Linked DNA regions of Homo sapiens: region 2 is linked to region 1. A link is a loop called in an ENCODE intact Hi-C map of the cell type or tissue named here. Cell type or tissue: B cell. All regions are shown on one strand. Each heading gives the region's core, and the rest is flanking DNA. Links, peaks and the distances in the headings are about the cores only.

The links. A loop is a pair of places that touch in the nucleus more often than their neighbours do. Peaks named below come from ENCODE experiments on the same cell type or tissue, not always from the same donor. Only the 100,000 strongest peaks of a DNase experiment are listed, where the experiment ranks them.
Region 2: a loop joins it to region 1, with 2.8 times the contacts of the local background. A loop is called at or near these places in 4 of 110 quality-filtered maps.

What each region holds. Positions count from the first base shown.
Region 1 is chr9:125,838,243-125,846,242 of GRCh38, reverse strand. The region is part of intron 2 of PBX3 (PBX homeobox 3); the gene reads right to left. LOC124902271 (a long non-coding RNA gene) reads right to left here. Exons shown (of 2, transcript XR_007061778.1): 1 at 1-8,000. Among named protein-coding and RNA genes, the nearest start is that of PBX3, 95 kb to the right of the region's middle. RefSeq lists a silencer at 6,319-6,613. In B cell, for the core only: no CTCF peak of the experiment used is centred there; no DNase peak of the experiment used is centred there; H3K27ac peaks cover 2,182 bases.
Region 2 is chr9:125,758,637-125,776,368 of GRCh38, reverse strand. All of the region lies in intron 2 of PBX3 (PBX homeobox 3), which reads right to left. Among named protein-coding and RNA genes, the nearest start is that of PBX3, 20 kb to the right of the region's middle. RefSeq lists enhancers at 13,206-15,773, 15,995-17,656. In B cell, for the core only: no CTCF peak of the experiment used is centred there; no DNase peak of the experiment used is centred there; H3K27ac peaks cover 320 bases.

The sequences.
Region 1 (8,000 bases), core at 1-8,000:
ATCCTACACATTACATGGTACTACTACTGAGCATTTATAACTGTGTTTTTCTGTCATTTATATAATAATTTCTAGCTAATAGGAAAATAAAGAAAATTAAAACATGAGTAGATGAGTCTTAATTTTTGTTTGGATCCTCCTTCCTCAAATGACATCTTCAACCCACATAAATCTCATAATTTAGGCAAGAGAAACTAATATTCACTTTATTTTTTACAAACTTTACAGAATATATTTTTTAAAAACTAATTCAGTGAATCATTTTCACTTTAGAGTCAAGGCCTATTGCATAAATGCAACAATACAATAAAATATTTTTATACATTTACTTTCTTAATCATACCATATAGAATATCTGAATTTGTGGAAATTTATTTATTTCAACATTTGTCTTTTAAGATAAATTACAGTCAGATTACTACTCAGATTTTCTTTAGTAGCATATATAACCCCAAAATAGCCAAGCTTAGTGGTGGCAAAGCTTCAAATATTATAAACTCACATTTTTAAATCAGGGCAGACACCTGAGACAAAAACTGTCCCCAAAGCTGCCTACAACAGCTACATGCTGGTCACTCTTTCTTGTCAAGGCTGATTTATTGCCTCCTTGCTGTTCAATTTCACATTTTGTCCTCATCATATCCCTGGCTCATGATCATTCTATGCTGACCCTTGTAGGGCAGGCAGGGAATATTGATAAAACAATTATCTGTTAGCCGTTCATTTGATTTTCCATTTCAATTACGGATTGCACGAGGCAAAAGGAAAAAGATTGCATCATTGATTTTTCTACCTTACAACAGTACAGAGTTGCTTTGATGGTTATAAAATGAATGCAACTCAACCATGCTTTTAAAGGTCATATTTTTTGTTTTAGCGTAATTTTTTCAAAGCGTAATGTATGCAACTGTATGCATCCTAAAAAGAAAACTATCTTCAAAGCCAAGCTAAATTGCTGCACAGGTGAGAAAAATATATACATAAAAATGCTTCAGATGAGTCAACCATTTCACAGTTGCATCCACACTGCATAGTAAAGGACTTTTCGGGAAAAGTATACCGGTTAGGGAATTTCCAAGGTTTTCCGAAAGATTTAGGTACGGAGACATAGCAATCCCTTCAAAAGGAAGGAAAAAAATTAATGCTTCCTGACTAACGTAGTTAAATAGTGACAGTAGTTTGTTCAGTTTCCATAATATGAAAGCAGTATTTTTAAAAAAGCATATTATACTACTAACCATAATTATGTTTAAACCTCACCTATCTGAAAGGCTGATAATATGCTATTGCTAGCCAGTGATCCAGGACGGTCACAGTCAGAGAGAAATGGTGCTGAACCTACTAAACTTCATTATGGTTCAGCGAATGGTACAGCTCCAGGGGATGTTCACATGGCCGACCTTAAGAAAAGTTCAGCCTTTGATCAAGGTTTAGTGTTCCTGGAGTAGCAATGGTACAGGAAAGGGTTTCCATTTTCTGTGCCATAAGGTGCTGGTGTTGATCTTCTTAAAGCCCCAGAGTTTTCTTCCAAGACTGGATTACACTCAGCAATTAAGGTAATGAACTAGCTGAGGTAACAAAGCATAATGATCTCTTTTGTCCTTTGAATTCTTATGAACTCCACTCATTCACAATAGTCTGGCATGCAAAGCTTTTTCAACCCTGTACTGCTTAAAACTATGTAAAAATGATTACTTCCATTATGCCTTCATGGTTTGACATTTTTAATTTAAACACCTGTAATATTTAAGCATACTTTTCAGAACCAAAATACCCACTCAAAGAATGCTAGCTTACATTATGGTAATATTTTGACATTTTATATAGTATATTTTAATGCCTGAAAAGATAATGTGATGAATCCATTATAAATATATCAAAATATATATACCTAGGACTTTTTCTTGATTTTTTTTGTTTTTAAATCCTAAAGTTTAAAAAAAAAAAAAAAAGGTGGCATTCTGTTAAACAGTCACTTATGGAGCTTGTTGCCAGCGTTAACTCTCTTCAAGTTCAATGTGACCTAAAATATGCAGGCAAAAAAATTAAATAAAAATCTAAATTATAATAGAAAACTTCCTTAAAAACAGATTCTTTACTTTTTCCTAACAGAAAACCTATTTTAGAAAAAGATATTTTTATGTAGAAATTGCATTTTCTAGAATTTATGTCACTTTCATTTTATAATTTTTTTAAACATCTGGGCACTATTTTTTACATTTTCTCAAATCTTTGCATTTTATAAACCTTCACCACTGCAGATTTTGCTGCTCTCTGATCTTTCATCTTAACACATTTCCAGCCCCAAATTTCACTTCAATCTCACCTCATCTCTCCATACTACATTAACCCCTGGCAATTGCCTTCCAAATGACCCCATTAAGCTGTAATTGCCTCAGCAGGCCTGCACTTTCGCTTGTAATTCTGTACCTCTCATCTCCCAGACGTTCTCTCAGCATCATTTCATGTTCTGGCTCCCTTCACTGAGCTCAGCTTATGACCTCGCTGCACCATGGCCGAAATGACTACTAAAAGCATAACAGAGACGGAATTCCATTACTTATTTTTAAAAGTTCTCTGGTGCCCTAATGTAATATTCTTTCGGGACTGTTGTCAAGGATACCAAGCACCGGCCATTAAAACCTTTTGTTTTCCAAGGCATTCCGTCTTTTATTAATAAATAAAGATAAAGATAATGTGCATCCAGCCGGTGGAAAGTGAGGGTATGTTTGCAATTTTCTCTCTCTAATACAACCTTATTCTGCCCATAATATTTAGGAAATACAGACAATAGGAAAAAGCCTTTTTAAAAATTCTCCGTATACCCCATATGACCATACCAGGCCCCAAATTATATAAATAAGAATTAGTTAACATCTACATCCGTAGGGTTGAGAACCATCCCTTTTTAAATTTTATGTAAATTATACTCACATTTAAGTAAAATCAATTGAAGATATTTATGATATTAGTTTAAAAACAAAATTTGCAATCACTCCATGTAAGAATGTCAGTCTCTTATGGGTAAATGAAATTCCCAATGGGCAGTCTCAGAACAGTAGAACCAAATAACAAGGAAAACCTTATTAAATTCCCCAAATAGGTTTGTGGATATTTTAGGGAGACCTGTATTCACAGAGAAGAAGGAAAATAAAACATCTTAATATTTAGGATCAGGAAACCAAGTAAGTCAATCAAGCCCTGTAAAAAGTGAAAAGGTGAAATTTCTTTATCGTGAAAACCAAGGATAGCCTCAGCAAAACTCAGTACAAAGCTAGAACTGACATAAAAATAAAAGAGCTTAATTTTGTAAAGAAAAAACATTTCCCCCATAAACTAAAGATGAAGATTTGAATTATATTTGAAACAAACTCCAAATGCAAAACTAGCAAATTCCAATGTAAGTAAAACAAGTAAACAAAAAAATCAGCAATCAAAGGACTTCACAAAAACAACACAACCAAAAAGATCAAGTAGGAGGCAAAGCCCACAAAATTGGGCATGGATGAGGCCCAGCAAGGAATCCTTCAAACAGCAGTTGCATGCAAAAGAACTCGAGCAACTAAACCCCATAATCTTGGGTCAATACTGACTTGTTTTACCCTAAACTTCAACTGTTCTCTCCTAAAAACTGCCTTGTGCATTTCTCCTTAGTCCTCTCCTACTAATGAATGCCATTAAGCTAACACACTCTGAAAGGTGCCTCAAGAAAAACATTTTTTTAACTGAAGCTGCTATTTTCTGGACTAGACCACATTAAATGCAAAATGAAAACACTGGGTGTGCAGATTTCTCCTAACCGGAAGGCTGAAAAAGACTGAATGGAAAGGGGTGAATTCTTTTATGCATGTAATAGTTCAGAAAACTGATATGATGTCAACATGAATGTGTTTTACAATAAAATTGAGTGTCAGAGCCAGAATGGATTCACTGTCTCTGCAGGCCAGAGCATAGCCACTGTTGCCTAGAATTGAGTAAAGTTGTCAAGTGAACTGATGTTTAGTTTCAGTAAGATGGCCTGAAAGAGAAGAGCTAGCACAAGGAAAACTCGCTACAGCAACTTTTTGCTTTAAGAAATGACTTATATTTCTAACCCCATCTTAAGGAGGTCAGTTACTTCATCATCGGAAGGCAGAAGACAAATTGACACTTGATCAAAATACACAGATATAAATGAAAGTTTTCAAAATTAGAGGTTGAGAGACAATATAATCCATGCTTTCTGAATTATAAATGTCTCATAAAATCATCTCATATTTCAGATAAAATATAGTCTTTTACTCAAATTTTTCATCTAGATTTTTGTTAACAGTACAATAAAAGCTTCACTGAAAAGCACAAGCACTGAGGTCAAACTATCTCTACACATCCTAACTAAAGTGTTCCACTCTAAACCAATACTGCAGTTTACTACATGTTTCTGAAATTAACTCCAACATCCAGAACAGTTAAGAGATCAACTTAATCTCCCTTGATTCTTTAACCAAGATAATCAATTCTGGCTACAGTAAAGTAAGCACTGCCCATTCAACAGCATTCTGAACAAAAGCTGGGTCTATGTACTAGAGGCATTGCAAGCAAGCTCAAGACCAAAACAAGTCATACACCAGCAGAGCTATACTCCAGAGACTTCACTCTTTTCCTGTCTTCTCTGTCACTGAATAAACTGGGGTAAGACAACACTCCAGGGATGAAATAGCAAAAAGGAAGAAAAGTAGAATGGTTATAAATGTCCTGTTGCAACAGTTACGTACATAAAAATCTAGCCATGCATTTCTCTGGTGCCTACCACATCACAAGTTCAAGACAAAAAACATAGTACCTAGGGTGTGCTAGATTAACACAAACAAAAGAATCATCTACAACATTTCTCCTACACCCACAGAACCAAGCATTAGCTAAGTCTGATTTTAAAAACACTGCCACAAATTATTTGAATTTTCAACAGTAAGAATAAATTTAATTATCTGTATTTACCCAATTATTCAAATAGTTTAAGATCTAAGGCTTTTTAGGATTTAGATAAAACTTGGTAACAAGTCCAAGCTCTACTACTTAATAACTAGGTGACTTAGACAATTTATTAAACCTCTCTGGGCCTTAATTTCTTCATGTGAAAAATAGGAATAATCAAACAAACCATAATAAATTCCATGCAAAGAGGCTATTCATAGTCCCTAGCGCATGGTTAGCCCTAGTGTTAGTACATAATAATTTAAGAATTTCTAAAGAACAATATAGTTAGATGCTAGGTAATATAATAATTGAACTAATAGAAATCAAACAGCTGTAAGACTCTATGGAGACTTAAAAGTAACAAACTGAACGACTTAAAATCAAACAAGCAAATAATTTCACAAAGGAGGAATATTCTGGGTTCAAACCCTTACCCTGGACTCTCTTTACAATGCCCTTTTCTGAGCAATTCAGTTAGAATGAGGTTCAAAGGAAAGAAGAAGAAAGAAGAAATAACTCTGTAACATAAACATTTCCAGTCTTTGCCCTTCACCCTACTCATATATATGACTTCCCAAAAGACATATAGCATATTTTAAAACTAACAGTTTTCAAGTAAAAATTTTCTTGATATAGAAAGATATAGAATACTAGTGTTATAAAATTACAGTCAATGTACCAAGGAGATCGAGGAGTTAAGAAAGAAAAATGGCCAGTTCTTTAAAGGAAAGAGAGAAAAATTCACTCAGAGGGTTAGCTATAGCTAAGGGATGGAAGGTGTGTTAAAAGTCACTAATAAACTTCTAGAAGCATATATAAGTAATAATATAAAAGCCAAGCAGAAAAGGCCAGAAAAAAATATGTTACTACACCTTTTGTGACACACTGCCCATAAGAAACAATTGCTAAAAGGCCAGCATACGCAGGACAGCATTATTTACATCTGACCAGAAGAACACTATTAAATAAATTCATTGTAAGTGGCATCTAAAACACAATGGACACATTTCCAGTGTGCTAAAAAATGAAAAATAAAAAACTCCATCCTGAAAAAAATTCCTCCTTTATTCCAAAGTTGTTTCCATCTACAGAAAAATCTTCTGGAAAACAGTTTAAATATCACCATAATGCTAGACAAGTCACAATTATTAATCTTCACTATTTACTATTTAAGATATTTAAAAAAAAGAAGACAGGTCTGTGAACATGAAAAACATTTTTAAAAATCTCTCTGCTGATACCCATATTTACAAAGAGGCATCTGAATGGCCCACTGTCCATAGTGCTCCTCAAAGCCCAGAAATGAGTACCACAAGACTGACAGATAATAGAACACTGTACAGGTTTCTGAAAGCTTTTGCTTTATACTAAGAATTTAAGAGAGCAAAATACTTCAAAATAGAGTATACATATATCAGATGTCAGGAGTAAATTATCTCAATTCCATAAACAGGGAGGTCACTGAAAAGACAGTCTTGGAATGTTTAAGAATCATATCCCAACAGTATCCCTTTTCTCTTTTGCTTTCCTCGGCCTTTCATGTCTTCTTGTCCATACAATATATATACTTGGATGTGATCCAGTAATCCAAAACTATACATATCCAAAACATCTTCCCTAACTTTCCTAACAGAGACAAGAGAACCAAAAGACTCTCGTTTCCAGGCTTTTAAACTCCCCATAAATCTTTGGCTTTTCCCTCTCCTTCTACCTACATTAAATCTTGCTAACTTTTATTGTGAAGAAGTTACATCAGTTCATCCGGCACAACAGGAGCTTACAAAGATTGGAAATATTTCTGTTATAGGGTTATTTCTGTTTCCTTCCTCTTTCTTTGGAACCTCATTCTAATTGAATTGCTGTGAAAAAGACATTCATTTACTCAATCTATAGATCTGAACAAGTGAGAGATCTTCTGAATCTGAGTATAGTCCTCTTTATTCATCACCATGTTGCCTCTTGATTCCTCAAATCTACAACAATGAATGAGATTTAACTGGTTCACCTCAAAAATTATTGTTAATAGTAGTAACATATCTATTGAGTATCTTCTGTGGGTAAAGCGCTTGACTATATGTTTTCATGTACAATTTCATTTAATTCTCACAGCTACTCTATGAGGTAACCACTATAATTATCTCCATTTTAGAAATTTTAGAAGTAAAACACAGAAAGATTATTTTCAGTTACTTCCTCAAGGCAACCTAACTGGGAAATAGTGAAACTGAAGCCCAAATCCAGGTCTGAATGACTCCAAATCCCATATTCTGAACCATTCCCCTCCGTGTGTTAAGCTCTACCAAAAATCCCCATCCTAACTTGCTGCCTTCACTTTTTCCTCTACCTTGGCAAAAACTTCTATCACTTTCCTGGAAAATCTAACAAATCCTTCCAAAAATCCACTCCTTTCAGCCTTCAAAATTCTACTTTATTATTTTCATTTTATAAAACCTTCCCAGATTAGTGCCATACATTTCTAACCTAGACCTAGTTAGTACCAGCCACGACTCCTGGCCTTTGTTCTCTCTAATGTTTCGTACTTTGGTACAAAGAGCTAGTGTTATCTATCTATATTTTTGTCACTTGACATTAGCAGAAACCAATTTAATCTTGTAAATAACAAATAACAGTAAGTTGCACAACTAGCAATCAACAATTACATTTATGTAGGTAAACTGGTTATATCTTAAGAATGTGATTTGACAGATTTTTCATATCCTGCAAAGTATATCTTCCTATCATTTCCCATTTACAGTCCAAATCTTCTTGTCTACCAAAATACACCTAACGTTCTTGTGGATACCAAGGAGCTAAAAGCTGAGTAATTACAAATGGAAAGCAGTTTGTAGTGTGATGTAGCAATCACTCATACAAATTATAGAGGTCTCTTGAAAATTGTGAGAGCAAGGGCCCATTGTCCAAAGTAGACTTAGAAGACGCCAGGTGCAGCGGCTCATCACTGTTATCTTAGCACTTTGGGAGACCTACACTGGAGGATCGCTTGAGCTAGGCCAACATTAGGCCCCGGCCAACACAGTAAGACC
Region 2 (17,732 bases), core at 4,467-12,466, 74 kb after region 1:
GAGTGGTTCAACACACAAAACCAATCAAGGATGAAAAAAAAAACTATTTGACAAAATCCAACACCTTTTCATGATAAAAACACTCAGAAAACTAGAAATAAAAGTGAACTTCCTCAACATGGTAAATAGCTTTTATGGAAAACCCACAGGTAACAATATACTCAATGGTGAAAGACTTAAAGCTTTCCCACTAATATTAAGAATAAGACAAGAATGCCTGTTTCTACCACAGCCACTCAACATTGTATTGGAAGTTCTAGTCAGATCATTGAGGAAAGAAGAAGAAATAAAAGGCATCCAAATTGGAAAGGAATAAGTAAAACTGTCTTTATCTGTAGTTGTCACAACCCTATGTATAGAAAATTTCAAAGAATCCACACCAAAAAACCTGCTAGAGTCAATAAACAAATAAATTTAACCAGGGAGGTGAAAGATTGGTACAATGAAAACTATTAGACATTGCTGAAAGAAATTAAAGACTTAAATACATGTAAAGACATCCAATGTTCATGGATTGGAAGACTTAATATTGTTAAGATGGCAATACCACCCAAAACAATGTACAAATTCAATGCAACTCCTATCACAATTTTTTGCAGAAATAGAAAAGCCAGTCCTCAAAATCATATGGAATTGCAAGGGGCCTCAACTATCCAAAACAATCTTGAAAAAGAACAAAGTTAATACATCATCACTTTCTGATTTCAAAACTGACTGCAAAGCTACAGTAATCAAAACAGTGTACTAATGGAATAAGGATAGACATATGGATCAATGAAATAGAACTACGAATCCAGAAATAAACACATATATCTATAATCGATTTATTTTTGACAAAGGTGCAAAAACATTCAATGAGGGAAAGAATAGTATCTTCAACAAATGGTACTAGGACAACTGAATATCTACATCCAAAAGAATGAATTTGGACCACTACCTCACACCATATTCAAAAATTAACTCAAATGGATTAACCACCTAAATATAAGACCTAAAACCATAAAAGTTTTTAAAAATGGGCAAAAGATTTGAACAGATATTTTTCCAAGGACAAATGACCAACGAGCACACAAAAAGATTATCGTTATTCATTCTTTAGAGAAAAGAAAAGTAAAACCACAGTGAGATATCAATTCACACTCACTACTGGTGATAATAAAAATGGAAAATAATAAGTGTTGATAAGAAATTGGAACTCTGTGGGCCAGGCACAGTGGCTCATGCCTGTAATCCCACCACTTTGGGAGGCTGAGGTGGGTGGATCACCTGAAGTCAGGAGTTTGAGACCAGCCTGGCCAACATGGTGAAACCCCATCTCTATTAAAAATACAAAAATTAGCTGGGTGTAGTGGCACATGCCTGTAATCCCAGCTACTTGGGAGGCTGAGGCAGGAGAATCGCTTGAACCTAGGAAGCAGAGGTTGCAGTAAGGTTGCGCCACTATACTCCAGTCTGGGTGACAGAGCGAGACTCTGTCTTAAAAAAAAAAAAAAGAAACTGGAACCCTGTACATGGCTGTGGGGATGTAAAATGATAGACCTACTATGGAAAATTGTTTGGCATTTGCTTAAAAAGTTAAACACATGATCTAGCAGTTCTACTCCTAGCTGTACACCAAAAGAATTGAAAACAGGTAATCAAATAAATACCTGTACACAAACATTCTGAACAGCACTATTCACAATAGCCAAAAAGTAAAAAAAAAAACCCAACTGCCCATTAGCTGATGAATGGATAAACAAATTGTAGTATATCCATACAATGAAATATTACTCAGCCATTAAAAAAAATGAAGTACTGATATATGCCACAACATGGAAGAACCTTAAAAACATTAAGTGAAAGATGCCAGTCACAAAGAACCAAATACTGTATGATCCCATTTATATAAAATATCCAGACTAGGTAAATCCGTAGAGATAGAAAGCAGATTGGTGGTTGCCAGGGGCTGGGAGAAAGGAGAAATAGAGAATGACTGCTTAATAGGTGACATGGTTTGGATCTGTGTCCTCAACCAAATCTTATGTCAAACTGTAATCCCCAAAGTTGGAGGTGGGGCCTGGCAGGAGGTGACTGGGTGATGGATGGGATTTCTAATGGGTTAGCACCATCCCCCTAGTGCTGTTCTCATGATAGAGTTTTCACAAGATCTGGTTGTTAAAAGTGTGTAGCAGCTCCCCACACTCTTCCTCCTGCTCCGGCCACGTAAGACACGCTGGCTTCCCCTTCACCTTCTGCCATGATTCTAAGTTTCCTGAGGCCTCCCCAGCCATGCTTCCTGTACAGCCTGTGGAACTGTGTGCCAATTAAACATCTCTTCTTTATAAATTACCCAGTCTCAGTTATTTATTTATAGCAGTGCCAGAACAGACTAATAGGTATGGGGTTTCTTTAGAGGGGATGAAAATGTTTTGGAACTAGAAAGAAGTGGTGGTTGTACAACAATGTGAATGTACTAAATGTCACTGATTATATACTTTAAAATAGTTAATTTTAGGTTATGCAAATTTTACCTAAATATGAAAAAAACTAATGTCCTCAAGCAAATAGAACAAATATACACTGCTGTATTGAATATAAACTGGCACACACATTTTGGAAAATAATTCAACATTATCTAGCAAAGTTGATAACGAACATATGCTACGACCCCGCAGTTCTACTCTACTCTCTCTCTCAGGTGGAAAACGACCACTCACCTGGGGTCACCTATGCTAGAAACAGACGCCCTTGTTTTCTCCTTCTTCCTCACATACTACATTCAATTCATTTTAAAAAACAGATATTGAGTGCTTCCTACTATGTGCCAGAGGACAAAACAGTAAACAAAACACAGTATCTCTGCCCTGAGTTCACAATTTCCTGGAGGCAACAGAAAATTAAATATGTAATTAAATACAGTGTCATGAGCACAGTAACAAGGGGGAACACAGGATACTACTGGAGCACATAAGATAGGTTTTCAGACTTAGGTAGGTTATCAGCAGACTCAGAGGTGGTCAAAAGGCTTTCTGAAAGGACATCCAGGCTAGGATCTGAAAGATACATAGGAGTCAGCCAAGTGAACGAAGGGACACAAAAATTCTCCAACCAATCGCCTAATCCTTCCTTCTCATTTTTCAGTTTAAAACCATTGTTTCCTCTTTTTTAACCCCACTATTACCCCATTACAAATACATATCGTCACTGATCTACGAAAGTCTCATAAGTAATATATTCCTTCTAAGTTTCCAAAGTGAACTATATAAAAAATCTGATCAGATCAATCCCTTGTTTGAACCCACCAGTAGCTAGCCAAAGTATAGAACAAAGACCATACTACCCTCGCACAGAACTGAAGCCTCAATGATGTCATCCCTGCCTGTCTCATCACCTGCCTCTACTTACTTAATGGTCCAGCTTGTATTTATAAATGACTCAGCTTGTATTTATCCACATATATCACTCTTTTTTCTGGGGAGAATAGGTAGAGATGGTGTCACCCCATGTTGCCCAGACTGGTCTCAAACTCCTGGGCTGAAGCAATCCTCTCATCTTGGCTCTCAAAGTGCTGAGATTATAGGCTTGGGCCTGCAAACACATGCCCCAGTATGTTTCTCGAAGAGATAAATGAATAGATAAGATAACAGCAATAGCTGCAATTTATTAAGCATCTATTACATACCACGTATCACATTAGGTCCTGTACATACATTCACCTCTAATTCTCACAATCCTGAAAGCTACGAATTAGTGGCCTTACTTTAGGAAAAGAAAACTAAAGCTCAGGAAAAATTAGGTGACTTGTCAAAGTTACAAATCAATTAAGCAGCAGTTCAGAAGTAGGACTCATCTATTAATTTCCAAAATCAGTATTATTCTGCATCAAGCTGCCTCCCAGACTACTCTTACTGTATCTCTCCAAATATCAACACATCTTGTTATTTATAAACTATCTTCCCCAAAGTGAACATCAATTAGAATTGTCTGCCTGTAATTATGTTAAGATGTGCCAAGCTACTTTAGGAGTACTAACCCAGTTCCCAAAACATAAAAGTGAAAAAGAACTAGTAATTATTAATAGCCCGATCACCTCAATAAAGCAATACCTGTCAATCATCCAAGATTGGAAAGAAAAGCAAATTTTTGTTTTGTATAACAAGGTTGAAAATCACCTTATTATTCCTTAATACTTCACATAATAAGCATTTTAGTGTGCTTGAGAGTAGAATGAAAAACGCTCTACTTATCCCAGACACGTAACTGCCCTCAGGAGGCACATGATACAGAAAGATTCACTTTGAATTAGGCAGTACATGCTTCAAATGTACTAAGAGGTTAATATTCTACTTTTCATATATCTACCACCTACCTACCTCCCACCCCACTGCCTGCCATAACATAAATTATACCAGCAGACACAACAAGAACTCAGGTCACACTGGGGTCCCCCTGGTTACCCAGCACGCTAAAATGATAACCTCTCACCCTTGCACTACTCTCCTCAAAATAAAACACATCCCAAGAAATTAAGACCCAACAGGATTAAAAATTCAAATTCTGAAGAATGTAAAGGCTAAACAATGCTAACACAGCCTTAAACATTAAAGGAAAGGAAGAAAAGTAGGTAGGAAATGAGAAAATAAAATTATCAATAGCAAATATTCAGTACCTACTATCAACCAGGCATTATACTAGATATTTTCAGACAAATTATTTCATTTAATAGATCATTAATGTTGCTTAAATAACTGAAAAAAGATATGATTTTACATCTCAATTTTGCTAAAATTAGTCCTGAGAGGGAAGGTATCATGCAAGGAGAGTAACCTTACTTCTTGTTCCTCTATTATTTGCACCATTTTAATGGGAATTTTATATTAATCTTTGACAAGCCATGAAATTTTATATTTTCACCATGACCAACCCATGAAATTTACCAACTTTGTCCATGATTCATACCAGGTCATAGTTATAATGTCTGCTATGCATTTTAGCTAAATAACCATTGAAACTTCTCCCTTTGGACAGAATAAAAAATCTGCCTATAATTAAAACAGGAATTGTTAACTACAAGCAGTTAAAGTTTACAGCATTGTTTGACAGTTGCAAAGATAAGCCAGTAAAAAGCCTGGGATGTTGTGTCTACCTGTACTTCCCACACATTTGAACAATAGTGTGATATCTCTTAGCATCATAAAATCAATCTCAGATTAAGTAATGAAATATGCACCAGCCTTTTCCCAGAACCTTTGACAAATCACACACAATCCTAAATCTTCATAAATCATGATTAAAGACAAGTATATCATCACCAACACATATATCTTCCCAAGCCTGACCCAGAGACTAATGAGAAAAGGCCTAGACTATCTCATCTGATTAATTAATTCAAAATGTCTGCTGTTATTCAAATGTGAGGCTGGTATTATTTGAATAACACTTGACAGCAGCGCCTGAAGATATCATTTCTGATTTGTGAAGCTGCTGCTGCATAACTGATGATAGTTTATGAAAATGTTCCAATGAAGCTGCTTTTCTTGGCACAACTGTGAAAGATTTGCCAAAGAGGTGGTTCTTTTTTTGTCAGTAGTTGATGTTGCTAATGTTGTCAAATATTTCCAAAATACATAATCTCTGAAGTCTTTTTTTCTTAAATATTGCCACAATAGCAGCTTCCCAGCTTCCAAGTCTGATTTGCCTGAACACAAACTGCATCCCAGGAGCCCTCTCTCCTTTTTAAGAATCTAAATAGCACCTTCCCAGGATTCATCCAGTCCCTTCCACTAGCTTTTTAAATTTTTAACGGACTTTGACACTGTGCTGGGCTGAGTAAGAACCTGAGTTTGGGGGTCATTTTTTCCTTACTGAATAGTATTCCTTCCTTCTAAAGTATGAGAAGGAAGATCAAAAGATCTCAAGGTAATACAAGATTTTTTTCATTGAGGAGCAAAAATAAATATATTTTAATGCCTAAGTACTATATTCCCCTTCAAAAACTATTATAGCTTTCTGGTCAAAATTAATGGAGCTAAAGGAACCTCAGAATCAACATTATGTATTTATGTGCTGAACCACTTTTTACTCTGGAGATTTTTTTCAACAGTTCATATTACACATGTCACTATCAGAGAATATTACTGGTAGATTCTTTAACTTACAGGCTTTACTGTTATTTCTGAACTCAAATTTTCCTTCTCTGCTATTATAGCATAGGCTATAAAGACTCTGAATTCAGAAATATGTTAAATACACTGCAATGTACATCCCCCCCACCATCCAAATTTCTTCTTCCTTGCCACTTAAAATTCACTTGCTTGTAGAAGCCTTCTTCATTTACAATTCCCTTCCATTTCCTCTTCTATACATTCCGTTTTTCAATACTGCAAAATAACATTAATGCTTAACCAATGTGATAGCAACAAATACAAATTATACATAACCAGTTGAGCTTAAATAAATTAATAAGTGGTTAAGAGCTAATTAATAAACAATTCACTCAGTTTAAAAAAAAGTCAAAGAATCAGAATATTAAACTGAATAAAGCCTTAGAAATCTCCTCGTCCTACTTCCTTATTTTGTAAATAATCACTCTAGGACTTACCCAGGAACCCCAGGAAGCTTACACTAGTTCTGTATGGAAAACTATGATCCAACAAAATGTGATCTGTTGATCTATCCTTTTTTTCCCTTTATGTGTGCAGTCAAGACTGACTACAGGGTCTGCCTTCTAAGGGCAAAAGCTGTTTCCACACTGAAGAATATTCAGCAGAATACCATACTTGTGTAGGCACTTAACAAATACGCTAAGAGGATCACGCTAATGGCTTCACGATATATTCTGTTGCCTTTAGGATCAGCATACTAAAAACCTGTTTCTTTCCAGGTAAGGTAATCTTTCTGTATAGATATTACAGATGAAAATAAAATAATGCTCTCAGAGCAAATTATATTACATAAGCATTTCACTTTACACAGACTTGTAGTTCTGAAATGGTGTCCGTGGACCCCTGGTGGTCCCTGAGACCCTTTCAGGAGTCCACAAACTTAAAATTATTTTCACAGTAATAAGATATTGGTCTTTTTCACTGTGTTGACATTTATACTGATGGTGCACAAAGCAAAGGTGGATAAAACTGCTGGCGCCATTGCACAAAGCAAGACAGCGGCACCACACTATACTAACAATGTATTCTTTACCACTAGGCACTTAAATTTTTTTTTAAAGGCCAGTTTCACTTCACAATGTCCTTGATGAAACAGTAAAAATTATTAACTCAATCACACCTTCACTGTGTCTTTTTAATATTCTGTGACAAAATACAAATTCTCCACAAAGCACTTAGGCTGCATGCCAAGTGTGAGGAAAGCACTTGCATAACTGTGAGTTGCAAGCTGAACTAGCTGCTTAAAAAAAAATTAACAAATTATGGTTATTTCAGCTTATTTTGGCAGACCTTTTTTCAAAAAGAAACCAAGTAAACCTATACTTCAAGTAAAACAATAAACAGTTTTGGCGCTAATAATAAAATTCATGCTTTCAAGCAAAAATTAGAATTTTGAAACACTGTGTCCTCCACTGTGAGTATGAAATCTTCCCAGCACTTAAAAAAACTGTCCTGATAAGTTTGGTGGTAATACTCTTTCCTTTTCCAATTAGGTATCTGTATGAGGCCAGATATTTCTTCATATACATCAACCATATGATGACAGACTGAATGCAAAGGCAGATATGAGAATCCAGTTGTCTTCCATTAAGTCTGACATTTAAAAGATTTGCAAAAGTGTAAAACAATACTATTCTTCTTATCATTTAGTTTTGCTTAGTTTTGTTTCAGAAAATGCTGTTTAGGATAACATATAACAAGCTGATAATTGTAATAATGTTATTTATGCTAACATAATCGATTTATGATTTTAATTTTTAAATTAACTTAACGTTTTAAGAATTTGTTTCGATTGTTCATACAATAAATAGAGATTAAACCCGCATAAACAAAACTTATTTTAGGAGTATAAAGGAGTCCTAAGATCAAAAAGTTTGAGAATAAATGACACAGATATTCTCTTCAAAAGTCTTTACATAGGAAAGTTTAACAAATTAAATACAGATTCTAACCCAATAAATCATCTACTTATTTTATATACACAAGGATGGCATGTATCTTAAAAGAATTCTATCACATAGCAGAAATTAAATCCCTATAAAGCAACATGAAATAACAAAACAGTTACCAAAAAGACAAACTTGCCCCCCACCACCCCCAAGGACCTTATATCATCTAGGTCATAAACCAGTAATTTTTTTTTTGTATCATTCTTGCAAGGTAATATATGCTAATTACCAAATAAGTTCCTTCAACAACCCATGTCTCTAATTTCAGATTTCCCTCTTCTAAACTCCCCTCTCCCCGTCCCACCGGCCGCCAGCCTTTTTCTCTAGTCCTACTAGCACCTGAGTCTCATTGCTAGCCTGCTCCTGCCTTTCATGTAATTGTTCTATTCCATTTTTCTGATTCTTTCCCCTCAATACACTCAAAGATTCACTACACTCAGAAACGACTGGTGGTCTGAGTGTTTGTAGAACCACTGGGTAGAAAGCAGATCCACTAGGCTTCTCAGAAGAAAGTGGATTGCAGTTACAAATTTGGATAAAATGTAGTTTTTTAAAAAGTCTACCTCTACAAAGCTATTGTTAACCCAAGGTCCATGGTATCCATGAGGGATCCATGAATGATATTCAAGGTGTCTATAAACTCCCTGAAACTGTATTTAAACTTGTATGAGTATGTGCACTTTTCTAGAAAGTGAGCAGTGGGTCCACTGCTTTTATCACTTTCACATAGGAAACTACACTAAAAACAGATTTCCTGCACTACAGCTTTCTGGAGTACCACAAGCATAGATACCTGTGAATGGTGGTATGAACAGATATTAACTATTACATGGAAGAAAGGGCAGATTTTTGAATTACATGACTTTTTAAGAATAAGGACAAAATCAGAATAAACTATTCACCAGCCAAATAGTTATGAGCTTTCCATGTCTTAATGGTTTTCATGAAGCAAAATACTTGGCAGTTGGTTTAATGCCATTGGTTTAATGATGAGATTTAGACATACATATCAGCCTAACTCACCACTTAGCATTCGCCAAATTCACCGGTCACCTGCAACTAAGAGAATCCATGACAAAATTACTTCCAATGGCTTTCCATTATAAATAATTGGGGTTTTGTTTTTTAACTGTTTCAAAATGCTGTTAAGGGTTACAGTTAAAAAGCAAGTGAATATAAAATATAATTTTCCAGGTCTTTCCACCTGATGAGCGACAGCAACACATCAGTGGTTGATTCAAAATAGGAAGTAAACAGTTCAACAATGACTGTAACACAGAGAAGTCAAGTAAGTCTAAAAGAACAAAAAACTATAGCAATTAAATAAATGATACCTTACTGTATTCTGTTCCCAATCATGCTAAATTTAAAATTAGCATTCATTTCAATAACTCATAATCATAGTATTTTTTTACTTAACTACTCTTAGGTTAATCTTTGGACGTGACCCATCTGTCACCTTTAAAGATAATTATTTAATTTATCATTAACTTAAACAGTGATTTCTGTACCTTATAGATAGAAAACTCAGCTAGGAAACTGTACAGTCTAAAATGAATATAAATCAATCATTAAGACAGAAGAACTTATTTGAGAGTCAAAATGAACAAAATATTCTGTGTCAGCAAAATGTCTCTTGTCAAAATCTACTCTTTAAGATTTCATTATAATGTACTAAAACAAATGTCCTTCCCAACTCTATAGAGAAACAAGTCTTAAATCATCCTAATTCAACCCTACAATTTGGAAACACACAAATATTTCCTCACTAGAAAACAGAGTGCTTATTATCATAGTTTTAAAGTTAAAACTTTAAAAGTGAATATTCAACTTTAAGCATGTTACCAGGAGTTTTCACCACAGATTTTTCTATTTTTAAAATATTATCATTAATGATAGCAATGGAGCAGTAATACATATAAATTACTTTACAAATAATTTACATATAAATTACTTAGGATCCAGGTAGGTAGCTATGGCAGTTTTCTTATACTGTATGTATATAGTTACTGTAATTAAAATAAATTTATATGTAAAGAATTAGAAGAATATAGTATCAGATTTAATGTACTCAGCAGATATATATCTAATAATACATGGAGAAGGCATGCATTTATTTAAAAATGTTACTGAGCAGATTCTGTGTGCTAAAAAAAATAGATGACAGATAGTCCCTGCCCTCTAAGAACCTACAGTCCCTTTGAGAATGAAAACTAAAATAAAACTAGTCCTCCCATTCCTAAATGAATTTTTGTAAGATGCCACTATCAGTATTAACTTAGGCCAATTTTATCCAATGATGAACTTTAATGACTCAGAAAATATCAAATTTATAAATTATAATAAGAACAAGCCCTTTTAAGTAGAAAAATAAAATCTCCCATTATTCTCTCCATTCAATCATAATACTCCTTACTTCATCTTATACCCACACAAACTCTTCTTTTTTCCCATAGCTTGTTACCTCAATAATCAAGTCTAGATTTATGACTGCACACCCCGCATGAGTTACTTTGGAGCTTTAAAAATGAACAACAAAAAATAGTGATAATTGGGAATGGTAGTACAAGACCCAAGTTTTAAAGATGAAATATATTTTCAGTTGTCTACTTCTAAGAATGTGTCTGTAAAAGACTTGCAATATAAATAATACACTAAAAACAAATATTTTTAAGTAAAGAAGAAAAAAAACAGGTAGTATTTGTGCTCATATCCCTTCAACTAGTCTTCTGCCCTTTAAATGTGGGGTCTCAAGTGGCCAGTAACCCTATTATCAGATATCAGGAGGGTGTATTGTTTCAATTTTTATAAAAACTAATTTCTTGGTCGGGCGCTGTGCCTCACGCCTGTAATCCCAGCACTCTGGGAGGCCAAGGTGGGCAGATCACTTGAGCTCAGGAGTTTAAGACCAGCCTGGACAACATGGTGAACAACAGTCTGTACAAAAAAATACAAAAATTAGCAGGGCACAGTGGCGCGCGCCTGTAGTCTTGACTATTCGGGAGGCTGAGGTGCGAGGATCACTTGAGCCGGGAGGCAGAGGTTGCAGTGAGCCATGACTGTACCACTGCACTCCAGCCTGGGCAACAAAGTGAGACACCCTCTCAAAAAAAAAAAAAACCAATTTCTTTAAAATACAAATATAAGCAACTTTAAACGATGCCATTTACAAGAACCTGTTACCAGGGTCAGTATCTGTATATAATCTGCTTCTGGAGCCTCCATTAAATAAGGTAATTCAAAGTTTATAAAATTAAAAATAAGGCTTTTATTTTAATTTTATTGATTGGATTTCTTAGATGGCTAGACTCTGCAGCCTTCACAGTAGCCGTCAAGAACCCCATGTCTACAAAACTAGGCAGAGGTAACAGAATATCTAGACAAACCAGTGCAAAGAAGAGGAATAGTGATTTTTCTGCATTTCTCTTTGAACTATAATTATATCCCAATACATAGAGTTCTAAAAATAAAATATAAAAACAAGCTTAAATCTACTATAACTGTCCCTGAAAAGCAAACCTTTGCAATCAGCAAAGGCAACTCTAAGCAATGATCTAAAACTCTAATATCCTAAGGTTCCAAGAACCATTTCGGATCTTAAAATAACAGCTTTACCTTAGAAAATGTAGTGTATTGCTAACTAAAAATTGAAACTTTTTGCAAAACAATATTTTTCTTATAGCATGTAGTTCCCCCAAAAGGCGATAAACTCTTTATTCTTGCTTTGTGCCTTAAGACATAATCTGCTTTTATCCGTTAGCAAAATATGAACCAGCTACTAGGCTGACAATGCCAAGAACCATGACAAAATGGATTATTAATGAGAAACTGAACTCCAGAACTCTATTAATTTATGTCTTCCTGTCGGATCCAAAAGATATATCAGCCTTCTCACTCAAAAGAAAAAAATGCCAACACTGTACTTTGTTTTAAAGTTCTCCACAGATGAAGAATTCATTATCCAAAGTACAGTTCTGTTATTTCAGGCTTTCTTGTAGGATAAAGAATCTTTATCAAATGGCTAAGAAAGCTGCTGACAAGTGCAAGTACCTTGCAAAATATATTTACATCAAACATTCACTGAGAAAAACCAGGGGGAGGGGCAGGAAAAAGGTGAAAGCCCCTGCAACACTCTTATCCCCGCCCTGTCCTTGCAGTCTTTAGAAAACTAAGCTCTTTTGATTCCAGTTGTAAAATAGTAAGCAGCATTAATACAATTTCATGTTTGCAGGCTTTTAAAATTTCTAATTACACTAATTATTCTGACATGAAGGGAAATGATCTAACAAGTGAAGAAAAGAATGTGTGATTTCTTTATGCATAAACAACGTTTAAATGACATAAAATATCCTTTTAAGCTTCCACAAAAAAATCTATCTAATCTATGCTTATCATAATATTTATGAAATAAAAAAACCAGAGAGGAAAAATTGCTATAATGTACTCTGTGTGACCTCTGCTTTCCACAGAGAATGAAAACAGCCTTTTGCTTTTCAATCCCCATCAAAGTGGAGTAAAAGGAGGGACAGCGTTCCCGTGCTCACTGCCATTAATCATTGCTTTCTTCAAGCAAGTGCGTATTAATTTCTGTCATCCCAAACATCATCGAGTATTGTTACAGCACCGTTCGCTCCTCATTCACCACCAGTTGTTACCAGTTTCCCTACACTGAGCAGAGACAGGGTGAATCGTGTGGATTTCAGTGTTAGAGGCCTTTATCCCTGGGGTGCTGACACCAATTAAGCCATTTCAAGAAGAAATGAGAACAGGCCCAACCCTTCCATGTAACAAGAGCTTGCACCTAGCTTTGGCAGGTTGCCATTTTCTCTGGCTTCACACTATAGAAATACTCTTCTCCACATCCCTTTGAATGATTCAGGCTGTTTACATGTAATCGGTAACAATATCTTTTTGTTCATTTCTGCAGGTTCAAACTTAATGCCCAACACAACCTCACACAAAAAGATGGTAATCTAGAAAGATTAATGCTATTATTACAAAATCATTAAATTCAGGTTATGAAATAAAAACATATATGCCTTGTAATCCTGTGACAATTTTTTTCCCCCACAAAGGGCATTTCAAAGAAAAATTAGACTGCAAAAGCTATTGCTTTTCTCAAACTGGGCTAATTGAAGATAAAATATTTTATGCCATTGGCTCAATTTCAGCACTGTATTTGCTGAGAGACTGCATATACACAGGAATATAAACCAGATACTTCCAATATAAATGGCACAGTTTGTGTCCAGTTTAAAGAGGCTTATTACCAACATTGTATTGACATTTGCTTTCTTTCCAAGTCTTTGACTAGGCACTAAAGGCTATGCTTTGTAAAAGGTTACCTCTAAGTCCAAAAAAAAAATCTGCTCAAGTGAGTTTAATTAATATCATTTTTGCATCACTAAATATAGAGATCCATCAAACTCTTTCACAATATTGTTGATTTTTTTGACCGCTTTAGATCGAATCATTCTCCTTGTTTTAGACATTTACATCTGCTTTTAAGTTTTTATGGTTGCCTGTTGGCAGGCAGCAAAGTGGATCTGTCGATGCTACTGCAGAATAATGCAAGGTTTGTTATGAATTAAATATTAGAAACCTTAACACAGCGGCCAATAAGAATTATTTGCCTTATTAAAGCAGCAGAAGACGCTGATTAAATTTTCATTGCATTGCAGTCTTTTTCCCATTTCTGCTTTCAATTCATCATTCTAATGTATGAAAGGCTCACCGAATAATGGCAGGGGGACTTAATTTCTGGAATGCAAATATAGCAAAGAAAATACCATAAATACCCTCCCAGAAAACATTAAACAGTCAGTTCTAATTAAGTGAATACTAACTAAGTAAATATTCTCTTAAAGGGAAAAAAATAACTCAAAGGTAAAGAATTTGAGAAGGAAAGCACAATTACCTATATTACAAATATATACAGATACACATAGTGGGTGGACTATATTTTTTGGGGAACTACACTTCTTGCAATCAGTTAACTCTCTTAAAGGCCTTACAGCACTCTAAAGAAAGGGAATACAGTCATGATTGTACTCAGCTTTGCAGTTCCTGAAAATTTAGTAATTTTTACAAGAAAAAAAATGACAAGAAGGGTAATAAAACAATGTACGTAAAGTAGCACTCAGCCAGAATAGCAACTAACATTTCTGAATCTCTACATTGTTTTAAATTTACAACATTCACTATTGCAAATATATTTAGAATATAAACTGCCCCTGCAAAAATACTGTAATCATATGTCCTATACTGAAGGTTGTTCACATTTTTGCCTTAATATGAGGAAGAAAATGAACTTCAAGTATCCATTTCCCCTAGAGAAAATCTCTTCCTTGAAACTCTGCAACTAATGAAATGGGGATCTATAAATAGCAGCATCATTACCATGAGAGCCTCTACTCGGTACCAGTCTCTGCAGCTGACCCTCTTTATACTAATAACTACCAGACTTCAGTCTCATTCCTCTATAGGGTGATCAATACTGGGACAGTTAAAAATGTGATGGAAATTTAACCTACAGAAATGGTATTTACTTAGCAAGTTTCCTAAAAACACATAGTGCTGCCTGTTCTTAGTATCTTTCTATTCACACTTTATTAGAAAGGTAGGGGTTTTGTGTTATTGTTTTGACTTTTTAAAATTATTATTATTATTAACTGAGATGAGTGGGGCCCTGTAGCTTTTTCTCTAATGTTACGGAGACATGCATCATGACAAGACAAAAGCCATAATACACCTGAAATGCTCCCTGCTGAAGCTCTCTCGATGAACCTCATTAAAATGGTTACTCTATTCCAAATATTATCCACTGAAGCATTACTGTAGTAAACTCTTGCTTGAATTGTGGAATAGTGATGGATAAAAATCAGTGAGCATTTAATCAGTAAATGTAATGATATGGAACAATGTTTTACTCTTACTCAAAATACAATATTTTCAAATGCAATAGATCACTCTAAAAAGTTAACCAATATTAAATATCACCATTGGCTGTAAATTAGACCATAATAAAGAATGTAGCTAAAGGATCTAGCAAAAAAAAAAAGAAAAAAGAAACTATTTATTAGATGTCTATAGAATACACTGTTGCTATGTATAATTTATTGGCACTGAGATATTTATGTTGCACTTCATTAATGGTAAATATCCAGTTACATTTGCATCTCCTAAATATAAAAAGCTCAATTGTTCACTAATTTCATATCTCTTAAAATAAATATGATAAAACGTTCCAGTGGGTGGATGAGTTTAAAGCCTTTTATTCTCAGTGACAAAATTATTGATGACAACATATCATAAATGGCACTTCCTCCATATACACATGTCATAAGAAAATGTAAAATATTGGTACAGCTGCACATGTAGAACATTTACTTTTTAAATGAAAATATGACATTTCAACATTACACACAACGTGGCTTAATCAAGAAAATATATGTGAATTCAAAGGTGACATCAAATTTCACACATGCTTAACTTCATATTCAGTGTACTTGTAGGTACTTATATGCACAGAAAAATGTAATTAGCCTAATTTAAACACAAAAGGTATGGTTCATTTTGGCACAATCAGATGCACAATGTGCCATCATGCTGTGTTCACTAATGTTTATGTTTACCAAATTATTGTTACTATCCAAGTAAAACTATGAAATAGACCACAGAAATTTAAATACAATTTTGAAAAAATAATTTTTAAAACATACTGTAGATAGAATTCTAATAGTGGTATACAATATCATCACAATATGCCATGCTAATATTATTTTATAAATTCTACAAGCAAAATGAATTTGTCCACTGTATGAAACCCTTACATCAGATTCTTTTCTTCTCCTATGTCTCAAAAAAAAAACCTAAGACTAAAATACACAAACAGTATTTTCCTGCAATGAACCTATGAAGCACAAAAAGATGCACTGTTTAAAAGAGTTAAATCATTAAAAAGCAAATAATCACATATGAAGTCTTGAGAACTGAAATTTACAATTTAATTAAAATAGGGAATTTATGACTTTTTTTCTATTTTAAGAGAAAAATGTTGAGATGAACTTTAAAATAGAAAGTAAACTTTCAGCGTCCTGAAATTCGAGCACAAAATAATTTGTGTTGCCATCTCGTTTTAATGATCCCAACGCAGAACAAACCGCGTGAAATAAACTGCTCAGATAGGTTGGAATGGAAGAGTTGCAGAGTTAAATAAAGCAGATTTGTAAATGGCAGGATCCTCGCAGCAACTACCGAGTTCTTGCTCTGAGGCAACTGATGGAGCAGAGCTGCTCAGCGGCACTTGACAACAGCAGTGCTCCCACAATTGTAACCCTCAAATCCAATCAATCGTTGCTCTTTGCATTTCAAGCAGCTCCTGGCTGCCACTGCCTGAAGATAACTATTTTACCACCTCTGTCATGCCTAATTAACAAGTCAGATGTACAATTTAGAAATTTTGCAATTAACCTGCTAAAATATTGCTGGAGGATGCTAATTGTTATGCCAGTTGCCATAAAAGCTCATTTGCATAACTTATGTGTGAAAAACAATTATGAGCCGCGTTCACAGACGCGGTCCACAAACTGCTCCTAGCTACGGATGAGAGGGCCACAAAAACACTTAATTCATTGCCCACAAAATTATGTTCCCCCTTTTCTTAAACAGCATCTGTTTTGTGAAGCTATATTCATAGAAAATCCCCAAATCAACAATTAGAAGCATATGTAAATGTGCGATTACAGTTCTTTTTCTTTCATTGACAACTTCTCCTTTTTTGCTTGCATGAGGAGTAGGGGATGATATGATAAATGCCTCACTGTTCCAATTCCCTTGCACAACAAATAGGAAGTACATTTGGCAGTGCCAGTGAAACTGCCAGCCCACCAGCCAGGAGGAAGCCATTCTCCTCTGCTCTATCTAGTCACTGCAGCACTATCACTAGGGGCCACTTTAACAACAGAAAAGCTAAAGTCAATTGTTTCTTCAGTGAATAGGCTTCTGTTCTCCAGCATATATTTACTGAGGCATTTAGGGCAGATTTTTGCCATTAAACTGAAGTCTGTAAAACATGGTTGTCTACAAATATTTACACTAGTGCTGACCACAGCTCTGCTGCCACTCAGTGTCACTCTGGACCTGACCACATTTTTTTAAGCTCAGGTTTTGCCATCTTTGAATCAACCATTTCCACTACTTTCTCTGCCTAAGTTGAGTAGTTCTGCTGCCACCTCTGAAGCAAAGACAGCCTGGGGTGTCACTCACTATGGGATCAGGGACAAATTACTTAACCTCTCAGTGTCACCTTCCTCATATGCAAATTGAGAATTAAAATACCTACCTTGGAGCATTGCTACAAGTTTAAGAAATAATATGTCATCAGCATTATATTATTTTTCCCAATAAGTATATATTACTTTAGATTTAAAGCATGAATTTTTTTTAAAGAAATGCATGTAAAGCACCCAGCACGCAGACATTGCTGCACACAGACATTGCTCAATAAATGGCAGTAATTTTTATTATCATTATTAAATGAATGGAATCTTCTGGAGGGGAGAGGCTTATTTTTTCAGCATGCTGCATTAAAGTTCAGCAAATTATAATCGCTTAAGGAAGAAGAGGTTTAGAAATT